2 separate regions of the Homo sapiens genome follow, and region 1 is linked to region 2. A link is a loop called in an ENCODE intact Hi-C map of the cell type or tissue named here. Cell type or tissue: endothelial cell of umbilical vein. All regions are shown on one strand.

What was found. Hi-C counts contacts between places; a loop is a spot of excess contacts. Peaks named below come from ENCODE experiments on the same cell type or tissue, not always from the same donor. Only the 100,000 strongest peaks of a DNase experiment are listed, where the experiment ranks them.
Region 1: a loop joins it to region 2, with 15 times the contacts of the local background. A loop is called at or near these places in 8 of 110 quality-filtered maps.

The regions. Positions count from the first base shown.
Region 1 is chr15:24,842,820-24,850,819 of GRCh38, forward strand. The region is part of intron 2 of SNHG14 (small nucleolar RNA host gene 14); the gene reads left to right. It also overlaps a transcript of SNRPN not described here. Among named protein-coding and RNA genes, the nearest start is that of SNHG14, 23 kb to the left of the region's middle. In endothelial cell of umbilical vein, a CTCF peak has its summit at 4,412; a DNase peak (open chromatin) is centred at 5,512; H3K4me3 peaks cover 819 bases.
Region 2 is chr15:24,768,703-24,776,702 of GRCh38, forward strand. No RefSeq gene overlaps it. Among named protein-coding and RNA genes, the nearest start is that of SNHG14, 51 kb to the right of the region's middle. RefSeq lists enhancers at 3,569-4,465, 4,317-4,486, 4,380-4,674, 4,466-5,361. In endothelial cell of umbilical vein, no CTCF peak of the experiment used is centred here; a DNase peak (open chromatin) is centred at 4,439; H3K4me3 peaks cover 1,132 bases; H3K27ac peaks cover 859 bases.

The sequences.
Region 1 (8,000 bases), 74 kb after region 2:
CACCTGGAGGACTGTTTTGCATTTTCACCCCAAAAGTTCCTTGTAGTAGTCTTCCCACCATATTTAGTTTTGGAAATTATTGATATCTATCTCCATAACTTTGCCTTTTACAGAATGTCATATAAATGAAATCATTCTGTATGTAATCTTTCAGTAACACTTTCGAGATATGTCATGTTTACTGTATCAATGGTTTGTTTCTTTTTGAAACTGACCTGTGCTATATTCAATGAATGTACCACAATTTACTCAATTGTTTATGTTTTTTTTTAAGACAGAGTTTCGCTCCTGTTGCCCAGGTTGGAGTGCAATCCTGCAACCTCGGCTCACTGCAACCTCCACCTCCTGGGCTCAATGATTCTCCTGCCTCAGCCTCTGGAGTACTCATCATTTTTATTAATATAAAATGTTATAAATATGGATAACTTGATGGATATTTGTGTTGAGGTATTATATGGTTACTACAAGCATATGGTTTCATTCATCTTGGGAAAATAGATCTTAGCGCTGAGATGCTGGATCATATAACAAAAGTATGATTCAGAAGGCTGGTTGTGGTGGCTCATGCCTATAATCCCAACACTTTGGGAGGCCAAGATGGGAGGATCACTTGAGGCCAACAGTTCAAGAGCAGCTTCGCCAACATAGTGAAACCCCATCTCTACTAAAAATACAAAACTTGGCCGGGTGCAGTGGCTCATGCCTGTAATCCCAGCACTTTGGGAGGCTGAGGCAGGCGGATCACCTGAGATCAGGAGTTCAAGACCAGCCTGGCCAACATGGTGAAACCCCGTCTCTACTAAAAATACAAAAGAAAATTCTCCAGGTGTGGTGGTGCATGCCTATAATCCCAGCTACTCAGGAAGCTGAGACAGGAGAGTCACTTGAACCCACGAGGCAGAGGTTGCAGTGAGCCGAGATCATACCACTGCACTCCAGCCTGGATGACAGAGTGAGACTCCATCACAAACACACACACACACACACACACACACACAGAAAACTTAGCTAGGCGTGGTGGCACACGCCTGTAATCCCAGCTCCTCATGTGGCTAGGGCATGAGAATAGCTTGAACCTGGGAGGCAGAGGTTGCAGTGAGCTGAGATGGTGCCACTGCACTCCAGCCTGGGCGATAGAGCTGACTCTGTCTTGAAAAAAAAAAAAAACGTATGATTCACTTTACAAGAAACTGCCAAAATGTTTTCCAAAGTGGCTATCATTTTGCATCCTAACAGAAAATATGGGAATCCCCGTTACTCCACATCCTTACCAGCACTTGGTTTGGACTCTGTGTGTTTGTGTGTGTCTGTAGTGTGTGTGTGTGTGTGTGTTTGTGTGTGCGCATGAGTAAATATATGTGTATATATGTATATATATCGACTCTTAATAATTCCAGTAGGGACATAGTGGCACCTTACTGTGGTTTCAATAATTTACATCTTCCTGCTGATAATGGCATTGAATAAAACTCATTAACTTGTTCGTCATCCATATCTACTATTTGACTGTCACTCTTCTCATTTCAAAAAATGTTTATTGTTGTATTATTAAATTTAACTATGTATATGTATAATTTTGATATGACCTACATCTGTTAAGTACCGAAAATATTTTTTTCTGAGCCTGTGCCATCTCGTCTTTCTCTTAACAGTGTCTGTCAAAGAGCAGCATTTATTTTAATTTTGACTAAGAATAATTTGTCCTTTTTTGTTGTTTTTTTTTGAGACAGAGTCTGTCTCTGTCACCCAGGCTGGAGTGCAATGGCACAGTCTTGGCTCACTGCAACTTCCGCCTCCTGGGTTGAAGCGACTCTCCTGCCTCAGCCTCTTGAGTAGCTGGGATTACAGGCACCCTCTATCATGCCCGGCTAATTTTTGTACTTTTGTAGAGATGGGGTTTCACCATGTTGGCCAGGCTGGTCTTGAACTCCTGACCTCAGGTGATCCACCTGCCTCAGCTTCTCAAAGTGCTGGGATTACAGGCATGAGCCACTGTGCCCAGCCAATTTATCCATTTTTAAATTTTGTGCTTAATATTTATTCCCTACCATTATATATTGCTTAACACAAGGTCATAAAGATTACCTACAGTATTTTCCTTAGAAATTTTATGTGTTAAGGATTTACATTTATATCTGTGGTATTTTGAATTAATTTTATATCTAGTGCAAAAAAGGGTGAAGAGTTTTGTTTTGTATTTTGGCATATGAATGCTCTGTTGTTTTAGGAGCTTTTGCTACAAATACTCTCCTTTCTTCAATTCAAGAAAATTGAATTTCCGTGGCACATGAGTCAAAAACCTACCAACCATATATGTATATGCTATAATGCTCCAGTTATCTAAATATTTATCCTTATACATATCCATATATGAATATGCATATGCTATACATACATACATATATGTATTTGCTATACTGTTCCATTTATCTATTTATCCTTACACCAATACCACACTATCTTGACTAATACCACATTATATTAAACTTGAAATAATGGCCAGGTGCGGTGGCTCACGCCTGTAATCTGGCACTTTGGGAGGCCAAGGCAGGCAGATCACCTGAGGTCGGGAGTTCGAGACCAGCCTGACCAACATGGGGAAACCCCATCTCTACTAAAAATACAAAAATTAGCCGAGTGTGGTGGCACATGCCTGTAATCCCAGCTACTCGGGAGTCTGAGGCAGGAGAATCCCTTGAACCTGGCAGACGGAAGTTGCAGTGAGCCGAGATCATGCAGTTGCACTCCAGCCTGGGCGACAAGAGCAAAACTCCGTCTCAAAAAAAAAGAAAAGAAAAGAAAACGTGAAATAAGTAGTGAGTCCCCCAATATTGTCCCTTTTCTTCTAAATTGGTTTGGCTATACTAATTATTTAGTTTCTTACATAAATTTTGGAATCTACTTCTCAGTTTCTAAAAAAAATATAAAAAATCAGCTGAGGATTCTACTGAATGTATAGATAAATATGTAAGAATTGACCCTTGGTCAGGCGTGGTGGCTCAAGACTGTAATCCCAGCACTTTGGGAGGCTGAGGTGGGTGGATCACGACGTCAGGAGCTTGAGACCAGCCTGACCAAGGCATGGTGAAACCCTGTCTCTACTAAAAATACAAAAATTAGCCGAGCGTGGTGGCAAGCGCCTGTAATCCCAGCTACTCAGGAGGCTAAGGCAGGAGAATCTCTTGAACTTGGGAAGTGGAGGTTGCAGTAAGCCAAGATCGTGCCACTGCACTCCAGCTGGGGTGACAGAACGAGACTCCGTCTCAAAAAAAAAAAAAATTGATCCTTAATATTGAGCTTTCCAATCCATTAAATTGGTATATCTTTATATTTATTTAGATTTTTTTGAATATCAATCTGATCAGCATTTTCTAATTCCCAGAGCACACATTTTGCACACATTTTGTCAGGTTTATCTCGAAGTATATCACGTTTTTATGCTATTATAAAATACATTTTAACTTCTATAGTCAATTTTTCATTATCAGTATAAAGGAAGTCAACCGATTTTCACTCACTCATTTTTACAAACTAAGCAAATCTAGTGGCAGCCATGTGGTATATACATTGCTACTTGTGAGGGATGGATAAATGAAAAACATTTCTCCTTTATTTGAGGCATTTGTCAAGCAGAGATATGAACAAATAGGCAATGCAAATCAGAGGGGTTGTAGTAGGGAATGTGCATTATTCTGTGGAAATCCACAAAATGCATGGGCATACAAACCAAATTTAAATAGTCATAGAAGGAATCCTGCAGGAAGTAATTTATGATTGAATAAAGTAGCTGAAAACCATGCAAATTAGAATTAGACAAGACAAAAGAAGGATTAGTATTCAGGTAGAGACCAGGGTGTGTCTACAAGTCAACATTTTTGAGACATCACAGGGAGAGTAACAATTTCAGTACACTGAAGGAAGTTAGAAATCTATGTCAGGGCTAGATTTTTAAGAAATTTTGTTCTGTGTCAATAAGTTAGGATTTTTATAGTTTTCTAAGGTTCTATTCAGCTACTATGGGGTCGACTCAAGAATACAGCTGTTGTAATTGTTAAAATGGGAATTTGGGAGTCTTTTGAATTTGAAAGAAAAAACAAATGTGCGGGATTGAGGCTCAGACCCTGTACAGGCAAAGAAAAAGTTAAAAGTGAGGAAAATGAGAGACAACATAAACTCTGGGAAAAGTGTTCACAAAAAATTTTAGTATTTTCAGGGTAGAAGCTCCTCTTGATTGAGTCATACCTTCCTGCGAAAGATACAAAGTCAGAAAAGAAATCCTCTACCTAGAAAACGACATTTTGGCACCAAGCATAGGTTACTTTCATGCCTTAATTTCACCTTACCAGCATTTCAAAATACCTGCTACACTGTGGTTTGAGGAATGAGACTACTATGCTCACAGCGCCACCTAGCATCAACAGAAAGGGAGGCCCATGGCAAACTTAATAACAAGAGGCGGGAAAAAAAAGGTGAGGCCCAGGAACCGGAAACTTAATTTGAGCAGGATTTTTCTTATATTTATTTAAAAACTAAAATATTGGCCGGGCACTGTGGCTCATGCCTGTAATCCCAACACACTGGGAGGCCGAGGCGGGCAGATCACTTGAGGCCAGGAGTTCAAGACCAGCCTGGGTAACACGGTGAAACCCTGTCTCTACTAAAAATACAAAAATTAGTGGGCATGGTGGCGGGTGCCTGTAATCCCAACTACTGGGAGGCTGAGGCAGGAGAATTGCTTGAACCTAGGAGGTGGAGGTTGTAGTGAGCCGAGATCGCGCCACTGCACTCCAGCCTGGGTGATAGAGTGAGACTCTCCCTCAAAATAATAAAATAATATTGCTGCAGGGGTCAGTGGTGAAATGCAATCCATAACCATTCCCAGTAAACACTCAGCGAGTCCTGGCCCATGCCCACTTTTCCTGTCATTTAACGCAAGGGTTAAATATCAAAGTGAATCCCATTATGCTAATTGATTTACAAATACGGATGTATAGGAGTGTGATACCCTGAGCGCAATCATACTTCGGATATAACTGTAAAACGACTTCAGCTGACTTTGCAGTGTTGCAGTGTCACATTAAACCCTAAGTTGTTTGTGTTTCCCTACACATCACTCTCCAGGAGCATTATAGTTCAGAAGATTAGAGTAATTTCTTAGACTAAAGCCTTGATGGGTTATTATTACATAAAACGTTTTCCACTCTGATGGAGAAGTCAGGTGCATTCGCTCATGTCTCCGTGGCAGGGCCGGGACTCCTGGTCCCCCGCGATTCTGAGCGGTGCCTCACAGCCTAGGTCCTCCAACCTCACAGGGCGGCCCGCAGCAAATGCGCCACTGTCCGGTGCGGCCAACCAGCTCGTGGTGCGCTGTGGGAAGGTCACAGGACGGAGCTGGGGGGCGGGGGCGGCGGTGGGGGCGGGGGCGGCGGCGGGGGCGGGGGCGGGGGCGGGGGCAGATCCTATTTGCGCCTGCGCGGGACTGGAGGATTCGGTGTTGCCCTTTCCCCCTGCTATTTCCGTTTCCGCGCTTCAAGCGGATCTCTTCCGGTTATGGCGCCCGCTGGGAGTGTCTTATCAGCCGCTTATACCGCGGAAACTTTAACCTGCGTTTTCCCGTAAAATTTTCCTCTCTAGGTTTCGTATCATTGTCTTGTTTCTTACTCTTGTATTAACTTTGTTTTAACCTAAGGTTTCTCTTTCCCAAAAACTGTGGTGTTTCTTTACAACCTCTTTTTATAGTTATATAAACATTGCAAGAACCATGATTTTATATTCTTCCTTTTCAGTATTAATAACTTCAATGTCTTTTTTGGCATTTGTCTGAAAATTTGAAATATTTTTCAATTTACTGAACTGATTATCGTTTTGTAAATATCGGATACTACTTTAATCATTTGTGTATTGGCCTTAAGATTCTCTATTTTTAACTCTTCCACCAACATACCTTTAATCTGAGAGGTGTTGTAGGGGCTTCAAGATCAAACTTTCCCCACAGTCTCTATTTTCATTATAAAATACCGTGTTTTAAGAAAAAATGTACAAGGTTGAAAGAAGTTTCACTACTACGTGTTTTTTTTTTAATTTTTATTTTATTTTATTTTATTTTGAGACGGAGTCTCGCTCTGTCACCAGGCTGGAGTGCAGTGGTGCGGTCTCGGCTCACTGCAACCCCCGACTCCCTGGTTCAGGCAGTTCTGCCGCCGACTCCCTGGTTCAAGCAATTCTGCCTCAACCTCCCGGGTAGCTGGGATTACCGGCACATGCCACCACGCCCAGCTAATTTTTGTATTTTTAGTAGAGATGGGGTTTCACCATGTTGGCCAGGATGGTCTTGATTTCCTGACTTCGTGATCCACCCGCCTCAGCCTCCCAAAGTGCTGGGATTACAGGCGTGAGCCACCGCGCTCGGCCTCTACTATGTTTTAAAACAGTGGCTAGGTCATGCTTTTCTGTGTATCCTTACTTCCCTTATTCCATCACCTCATCCATCACTTTACAACTGATCATACAATTACAAAATTATTTTACTAATCAGATTAAATGTGTGCCTTCCATTTGAAGAAGAAAGGTCTACTAAAGGCTTAGTTTTCCCTAGGACACTGGGAGAATACAGGATCTGGTTTCCAGTGCCACAGTGGTGATCACACAGGAATAAACGGGACACAGGTCAGACAACAGCCAGAAAGTCATCTGCCAGTATATGTTTCCTGTGAGATGGACACCTGGTCCCAGGTCAGACACAGGTGTTAGAGTGTCAGCTAGGTAAAAGAAGTAACCTGAAAGAGACACGCTGTGAACAACTATGTCCACCTCCCCTTCATTTCCTAGTATTGGAGGGCTGCTAGCTGCTCTGTTACTAGGACCCAGATTTAGTTGGGGCCTCTCAGAACAGGTCAGAATTGACCTATGCACAGTACCTGTGGGAGTCTGGATGAGGGCCATCCACTGAAAGTTAGTGAATCAAAGATTTAAGATTGATCTAAATGCAAATAGATCTGTGTCAAACGACTATACGCATAATTGCCTTATTTTATACTTATTGAAAAAATCCTCGTAAAATTATAAAGGCATAAGATTTACTTGTTATGAAAATGAAGGCAATAATGAACGTAATTCATAAGTGAATTTGCAAATATCTTGAAATTCCAATTCTGATTTTTCCAAATTAGATTTTGATTCAGAGTCATCGATGTCTTCACACCACCCTCTGTGGCATGAACAGAGATGGTAATGAAGCATTTCTTAGAAAACAAGGCTGGACCACTGTCTGTGTGATTTCCACCTTTCTTGCTGACACCATTCTGCATGTTTTGATGTAAGTGATGTTACCAGAAGGAAACAGCAGAAGGTTGCAAAACAAGTGCAAACAATGAAAGCCATGTCATGGCTGCCAACAGGCTAATAGTGATTGTAACAACACTTGACAAAATAATTTTTAAAAATTATTCAAATATGATAACTAATAACGATACAGAATTATCAAGGGAGGTCCAATTTTTTTTTTTGTCTGAGACGGAGTCTCTCTTTGTTGTCCAGGCTGGAGTGCAGTGGCACGATCTCGGCTCTCTGCAACCTCCCTGACCCAGGTTCAAGCATTTCTCCTGCCTCAGCCTCCTGAGTAGCTGGGATTACAGGCGGCTGCCACCACACCCAGCTAATTTTTGCATTTTTAGTAGAGACGGGGTTTCACCATGTTTTTTGGCCAGGCTGGTCTCAAACTCTTGACCTCAGGTGATCCACCCGCCTTGGCCTCCCAATGTACTGGAATTACAGGCGTGAGCCACTGCACCCGGCCTAAGGGAGCTCTATTAATGGAGCTGAATCTATGAAACAAGAACATCTTCCTTCATCAAGGGAGCAAAACTGTCCAGAAAAAAAGTACAGATGAGGTAGAAGGAGCCTGGTCTATGTGTTCATCTTTGTGGTGGATTGAGAATAGGGAGGCTGGAGAAGAGGCTGAGGGGGAAGTCAGGGCTCACTCCTGTCCTAAAAGCAAAAGG
Region 2 (8,000 bases):
AGGCAGCTTCTAAGGCCTCTCAGCATGTCAAAGCACAAGTCTTTGGGGTATCACTCTCTAAGCCCTAGCAAAATACACTGATTTGTGTATGAAAAATGGAGCTTACAGCTCAGACAGAAAATCTATCCTTAATAACGGAATTTTCAACTTGATGTGGCTTACCACATGTACAGTATGAAAATATGTCATTTACGGCTCATGCCTGTAATCCCAGCACTTTGGGAGGCCGAGGCGGGTGGATCACCAGGTCAGGAGATGGAGACCATCCTGGCTAACACGGTGAAACCCCATCTCTACTGAAAATACAAAAACTTAGCCGAGCATGGTGGCGGACGCCTGTAGTCCCAGCTACTTGGGAGGCTGAGGCAGGAGAATGGCATGAACCTGGGAGGCTGAGCTTGCAGAGAGCCAAGACGACGCCACTGCACTCCAGCCTGGGTGACAGAGCTAGACCCTGTCAACAACAACAACAACAAAAAAGAAAATATGTCATTTATATTCAAAGCATCAAATAAATTTTTTTTTATTTCTTTTTATATGTGGACATATGAATTTAGGCTTGCCAGAATATAATTATTAATTCTAGCAAATGTGCATTGTCATATTTTGCCCAAATGTTTAATCAAATAAATGAGTTTAAAATTATCTCATTTCCAAAGAAGCAAAATTCAGCTTATTATTCTAGATGTTTTACTTATGAGTTTACTATTTACCCCGTTACTGTTATTTCTGGCCTTCCTGTGGCAGTATTGCCATCCACTGAAACTGTCCCCATAAGAGGAGCATTCGTAGGTTTTTAGGAATACTAAAAATACAAGTCACTCCCCATCTGTTATCTGTTGTTTCTTCCCCCAAAATTTGTGTGATCCCTGCAATGGATGCTTACATTCATTCTTTTTATTTGCAAATCACTGACTCTTAAAATGAAAACTATTAAATTGTAGAACCACTCAGCAAGATGTACAAATTAAAATTATATTATAATAGGGAACCTAAGCTCAGTGTACGTTATTAATGCAGAGGAAAAGTATTTAAGAACAACTTGAGTGGTAGGGGGTCAGTTTCTAAAGTGAGATGATGAACAAACTGTGTTGACCTGGAGGTTCCTTCTCAACTCGAGATGTCACATTCACTAGAAGGGGCAGGAACAAACCCCAGGTTGGTCAGAACTGTCTCTCCCTATCTCAGGAGATTGCATTCTGGGCTGATTCTACAGTTATTCTTGAGAATTGCAAGTGAGAAAGGGGGAGAATCCATCTGATTTACCCTCTGATAACCAGAGAACTGCATTACATTTTAACCTCAAAAAGTTACATTGTTCCCCATTGTAGTAATCCTCCTCCCACTCATAGCCTTGGCAATTATTGATCATCTTGATCTCAATAGATTTGCCTTTTCTAGAATGTCATATAAATGAAATCATTCTGTATGTAATAATTTAGGTATGTTTTTTCTCAGTTAGAATAACACTTTTGAGATTTATCATATTGTTTCATGTATCTGTAGTTTTTCTTTTATGTTGACTTGTACTCTTTCGTATTCTTTCTTGAATGAAAATACCACAATTTGCTCATTATTTTTATGGATATAAAATGTTATCAATATGGATAACTTCATGGATATAAACAGTCTAAATGGTCATTGTGATTTCAATTCACATCAATGAGCATAGTTTGTACTTATTTGCCATTCATATCTATTGATTAATGGTTACCATTTTATTTTATAATGTTTATTAATTTATTCTTAAATTTAATCTTATATGTATAATTCTCTATACAAGATTGATCACAGTTATACACTGAAAATAATATTTCATGCTGAGCCTCTGGCATCTCTTGCCATTTTCTTAAGTGACATTCAAAAACAACAATTATAATAATTTTTAATTGAATACATTACTTTTTCTGCTTTATAATATTTATTTCCTGTATACAAATTATTTCTTAACCTAAAATCACAAAGATTAACCTCTATGTTTTCGTGTGTGTGTGTGTGTGTGTGTGTGTGTGTGGTTGAGACAAGGTCTCACTCTGTCATCCAGGCTGTAGTCTAGTGGCACTATCTTGGCTTACTGCAACTTCCACCTTCCAGGCTCAAGTGATCCTCCTACCTCAGACTCTCAAGTAGCTGAGACTACAGCCACCACCATGCCTGGCTAATTTTTTTGTGTTTTCATACAGCCAAGATTTCATCATGTTGTCCAGGCTGCTCCCAAACTCCTGGGCTCAAGTTATCCACCCCATTGGGCCTCCCAAGTGCTAGGATTACAGGCATGACCCATTGCGCCTGGCTGTTTTTTAGAAATTGTCTACCTTAAGGTTTTACATTTTAATCTATGATAAATTTTGAATAATTTTTAATATATACTACAAAATAAGGGTGAACATTTTGGTTTTTATTTTTGGTATATGAATATTCAGTTGTTCAAGAATCATTTGTTGCAAACTCTGTCCTTTCGCCATTAAATTTCTTTGGAACATGAGTCAAAAATCTACCAACCACATAAGTGTAGGTCTATTTCTGGGTGCTAAGCTGTTTCATTTATCTAAATATATATCCCTACACCAAAGCACACTATCTGTACTAATACTGCATTATATTAAATTTTGAAATAGGTAAAGTGAGTACCCTAACATTGTTCCTCCTTTTCTTAATGTGTTTGGCTATTCTACTTTGACTTTCTAATACAAATTTTAGAATCTATTTGTCAATTTCTACAAAAAAAAATAATGGGATGTTGATTGAGGATTTAGTGAATGCATAGATTAAAATGTAAGAATCGCTCTCTTAATATTGACCTTCCAATTCATGAAATTAGTGTATCGCTGTATTTATTTAGATCTTTTAAAACTAATCTCATCAGTGTTTCCTAATTCCCAGAGTACAATTTTTGCCAGATTTATCTCTAAGAATATCATTTTTATATTGCTGTAAATATATTTTAACTTCAATGCTCAATTTTTCATTATCGCTATAAGGGAAGACAGTTGATTTTCACCTATGCATTTTTGCAAACTAAGAAAATCTAGTGACAACCATGTGGTATATATATTGCTACATGTGAGGCATGGACAAATGAACAACAAACATACATTTCTCCTATATCTGAGACATCAGTCAAGCTGATATTCGAACATATAGGCAATAAAAATCAGATTAGAGAGGCTGCATAGTTATGTGGAAATCCACAAAATGCATGTGCATACAACACTAATTTAAATGGTCACTGCAGGTATCCTGCAGGAAGTAATTTAAGATTGAAAACATGAATAAGTAGCTGAAAAACGATGCAAATTTAAGCTGGGAAAGACAAAAGAATGATTAGTATTCATGTAGAAACCATGACATGTATACAAGTCAAAATATTTGAGGCATCACAAGAATAGCAATTTCAGAACACATGAAGGAAGTTACAAATCTATGTCAGGGCTAGATTTTTAAGAAATTATGTGGGGTTGAGGCTCAGCCCCTGCATTGGCAAAGAAAAAGTTATGGGTGATGAAAATAGACAACCTAAAGTCCTGGAAAAGAGTCCACACAAAATTTTAGTATTTTCAAGGTAGAAGCTTCTCTTGACTCAGTTGGACCTCCCTGTGAAAAATACGAAATCAGAAAAGGAACTTTCCACCTAGAAAACGAATTTCAGTACCAAGCATAGGTTGCTTTCACGCCTAAACCCCTCCTTACTTGAATTGCAGAAGTACCTGCTATACTGTAGTTTTTGGGCATGAGGGACCCCTGTGCTCACAGCGCCATCTAGCATCAACAGAAAGGGGGGCTGATGGCAATAGAAAGGGGGGCTGATGGCAGCCTTAATAAATTCAGGAGAGGAAAAAAAAAAACACAAAACAAAACAGATGGCGGCCCAGCATCCAGGAACTGCTGTGTTCATTTGAGTAGGATTTTTCTTATATTCGTTTAAAAACTGAAACATAATTCATAATTGCTGCAGGGGTTAGGGGTGAAATGCAATTGGTAACCATTCCCAGTAAAGACTCAGGGAATCCTGGCCCAAGACCACATTTCCTGTCATTTAACGCAAGGGTTAAAAGGTCGAAGTGAATCCCATTACGCTAACTGATTTCATTTACAAACATGGATGTATAGGAGTGTGTTACTATGCACGGAATCATACTTCGGATGTGAGTGTAAAACGAGTTCAGCTGATTTTGCACTGTCACATTAAACCCGGAACCATGTGTTTCCATATACATCACGCTCCTCTTTGGTAGCACTACAGTTCATAAGATGAATGTAATTTCTTAGATTACAGCCTTAACGGGTTATTACTCTTTCAATGTTTTCTAATGTGATATAGATGTCGGACGTATTCGCTCAAGTATACGTGGCGGGGCCGGGGTCCCGACCGTCTGTCGGAGCGAGCTGTGCCGCAAAGCCCAGCTACTCCGATCTCACAGGGATGGTGGCAGGAAATGCGCCATTGTTCGGCGCAGCGAAACAGCCCGCAGTGCGCTGTAGGAAGGTCACATGACAGAGGGGGAAGACGGTGGCCGGCAGCAGCCGATCCACTGCGCGCCTGCGCGGCTCCGGTGGCGTGAATGTCGCTGGTCTCCCGTCACCGTTTCCGTTTCCGGGCGAGTCTGTTCGGCTTATGGCGTCTGCTAGGAGTCTCCTATCCGGCGTTTGTGCCGCAGAAAACCTTTAACCTGCGTTTTACCCGTAAACATTTTCCTTTTTAGGCTTCCTATCATTGTTTTGGTTCTTGCTCCTGTATTAACTTTGTTTTTGGTTTTTTCTTTTTTTTTTTTTTTCAAGACGGAGTCTCGCTCTGTCGCCCAGGCTGGAGTGCAGTGGTGCGATCTCGGCTCACTGCAAGCTCCGCCTCCCGCGTTCACGCTATTCTCCTACCTCAGCCTCCCGAGTAACTGGGACTACAGGCGCCCGACATCACGCCCGGCTAATTTTTTTAATTTTAATAGAGATGGAGTTTCACCATGTTAGCCAGGATGGTCTCGATCTGCTGACCTCGTGATCCGCTCGCCTCGGCCTCCCAAAGTGCTGGGATTACAGGCGTGAGCCACCGCGCTCGGCCGTATTAACTTTGTTTTAACCTAAGTTTTGTTTCTTTTTCCCATAAAAATACCTTAGTGTTTATGCAACACTGTCTTTTCATAAACGTTGCACAGACCATGATTTTATACCCTTTCTTTTAAATATTAATTTTCATTTCTCTTTTTTCTGCATTCGTCTGAAAAATTGAATTATTTTTCAATAATTTTGAAATTACTGTCATTTTTTAAGGGATACTTCTTTAATCATGTTTGTATTTTCCCTAAGATTCTCGATTGACTCTCTTTTATCTTTTCCAACTAAGCACCTGTTTTACGAGAGGTATTGTGGGGGCTTCAAGGTCAAACTTTCCCCCAATGCCTCTATATCCATTATAAAATACCATTTTTTATTTTAACAAAAAGTTGTACAAGGTTGAAAGAAGTTTCTCAGCTATATGCTTTTCTCTGTATCCTGACTTCCCTTACTTCATCACTCTATCCATCACTTTACAACTGATAATTCAATCCCAAAATTCTTTTACTAATCGGCTTATTAAATTTGTGCCTTCCATTTGAAGAACCGGGGGTTACCCAAGGCCTGATTTTTCCTAGGACACTGGGAGAACACAAGATCTGGTTCCCAGTGCCAGAGAGATGATCACCTAGGAAGAAACAAGTCATAGGTCAGACAAGAGCCACAAGGGCGTCTGCCGTTCTAAACACATTTCCTGTTAGACAGACACTTGGTTATGGGTCAGACAGTTATGGCTTAGGGCATTGGCCACGTAAAAGAAGTATCCCATGAACGGCACACTGTAAACACCCATTTCCAGCTCCCTTTCATCTCCCATTACGGCAGAGTTGATCGCCATTCTGGTACCAGGACCTGGATATAGTTGTAAGTTCCTAGAACCGGAGGTCAGAATTGGCCTTGTACAGTACCTGTAGGAGTCTAAATGAGGGCTACCTACTGGAAGTCAATGAAACAAAGATTTAAGGTGGATCTAAATGGAAATACATATATCTCAAACTGCTATACACATAATAGTCTGATTTTGTACATATGAACTTGAAAGTAAAAGTAATTCATAAATGAATTCGCAATATTTTGAAACTAATTCTGATCTGAATTGGATTTTGAATCAGAAGTCATGGATGTCTTCCACCGTCTGTGCCATGAAGAGAGATGGCAATGAGGCATTCCTTAGTAAATGAGGCTGCACTACTCTGTGATTTCAACCTGTCCTGCTGACACCTTTGTGCATGTTTTGCTGCAGGTGACATTACAGAAGGAAATAGCAGAAGGTTTCAAAACAAGTTCATCCATGTGCAGACAATGAAAACTATGCCATGGCTGCAAGAAGGCTAACAGAATTGTAACATTTGACAGAAAATAATACAAAAAAGTGAAATATGATAAGTAAGAAGGATATGGAAATATTTATTAAGGGAGCCATATTAGTAGAGCTACATCTTACAGAACAAGAACATCTTCCTTGATCAAAGGGGCAAAACTTTCCAGGAGAGAAAAGGAGCATATGAGGTAGAAATAGCGTGATCCATAAGAGGGTCTCTACAATGGCTTGAGAATGGGGAGACAAGAAGAGTCAGGGAGACAGCAGGGTTTACACCTGTTCTGAGAACAGAAAGGAGCAAAAAAAAAATGTTCATTTTCAAGTTCAAATCCTCTTCAGATTGAAAGATAGAGTTAATTGGGGAAAAGACAAGAATATAGTAAAGAGTTTGAGAGATTCATTCATATGTAAAATTCAATATTAAAATAATCTGTGTTGCTTTTTGGCCACTGCATGTGTTGGGCTCACAGGGGAAAATATTTTTAAAATTTATGTCCTCTGATTTCAGTCCAGTGGGAATTCAGAAAACTTAACAAAATCCAAACTGTAAGTGGAAGCGTGCCCCTGGGAACTGAGAGGACAGGCATGAGACCTGTAATGGGATGGACAAGGAAGGCCTCTAGGATGAGGAACATTGGAGGAGATTCTGAAGATTGAGGAACGGTTTTTGACCAAGCAGAGGAGGGGAATTAGAAGAGGAAAAAGACTGTCCATGGCACAGGCCAGGGCATGAGAAAGGGGCAGTGGATTTCAAGGAATTCTGGGAGCTACTGTTTGTAAATTATAGGAGTAAAAAGGGAAGAGCACTGTGGGACTGGGTGTTAATCCAGTGTAGATGTTTCTCCATGTACATACACTTGTTCACACAGCTGAGCCTAGTCTACATGTCTCCTTATGTTCTTTGGTATTCTCCTACAAGCCTCATGATTGTTTTTGGTGTCTCAGAGCATAACATGCGTTACAATTCCAGAAAAATATGCAAGGTCTGGGAGGAAGAAATTTGTATTATTTCACTCAAGTAACATCCCATTACCTTTGTAATAGTCTGTGTTTCAAGTACATCCCATATCCTGTCCACTGTCAGGCGTGGCAGATTATACTACAGGGTTTTGTAAAACAACAGGTAGGGTTCATTGAGCACCATCTTATGGTCTACCTGTCACATCGGGTCTTTTCCAATCTGCAGTAGTTTCTCAGTCTATTTTGCATGACTTTGACCCTTTTGAAAAGAACTGATCAGGAATTTTGTGGGGTGTCCCACAATATGGATTTGTCTCATGTCTTCTCATGATTAGACTGGGGACATGCATAAATTAAACATGTCTAAATTTGATGACAAGAAAAACTGTACAATATACTATTAAGTAAGGTAAGGCTAGGCACAGTGGTTCATGCCTGTAATCCCAATCCTTTGGCAGGCTGAGGCAGGAGAATTGCTTAAGCCCAGGAGTTCAAGATCAGGCTGGGCAACATGGTGAGACCCCCATCTCTACAATAAATTTTAAAAATTAGCCAGGGTTTGTGGCACTTGCCTGTAGTCCCAGCTACCCAGGAGGCTGAGGCAGGAGGATTGCTTGAGCCTAGGAAGTCAAGGCTGTGGTGAACCGTCTTCATGCCATTGCAATACAGC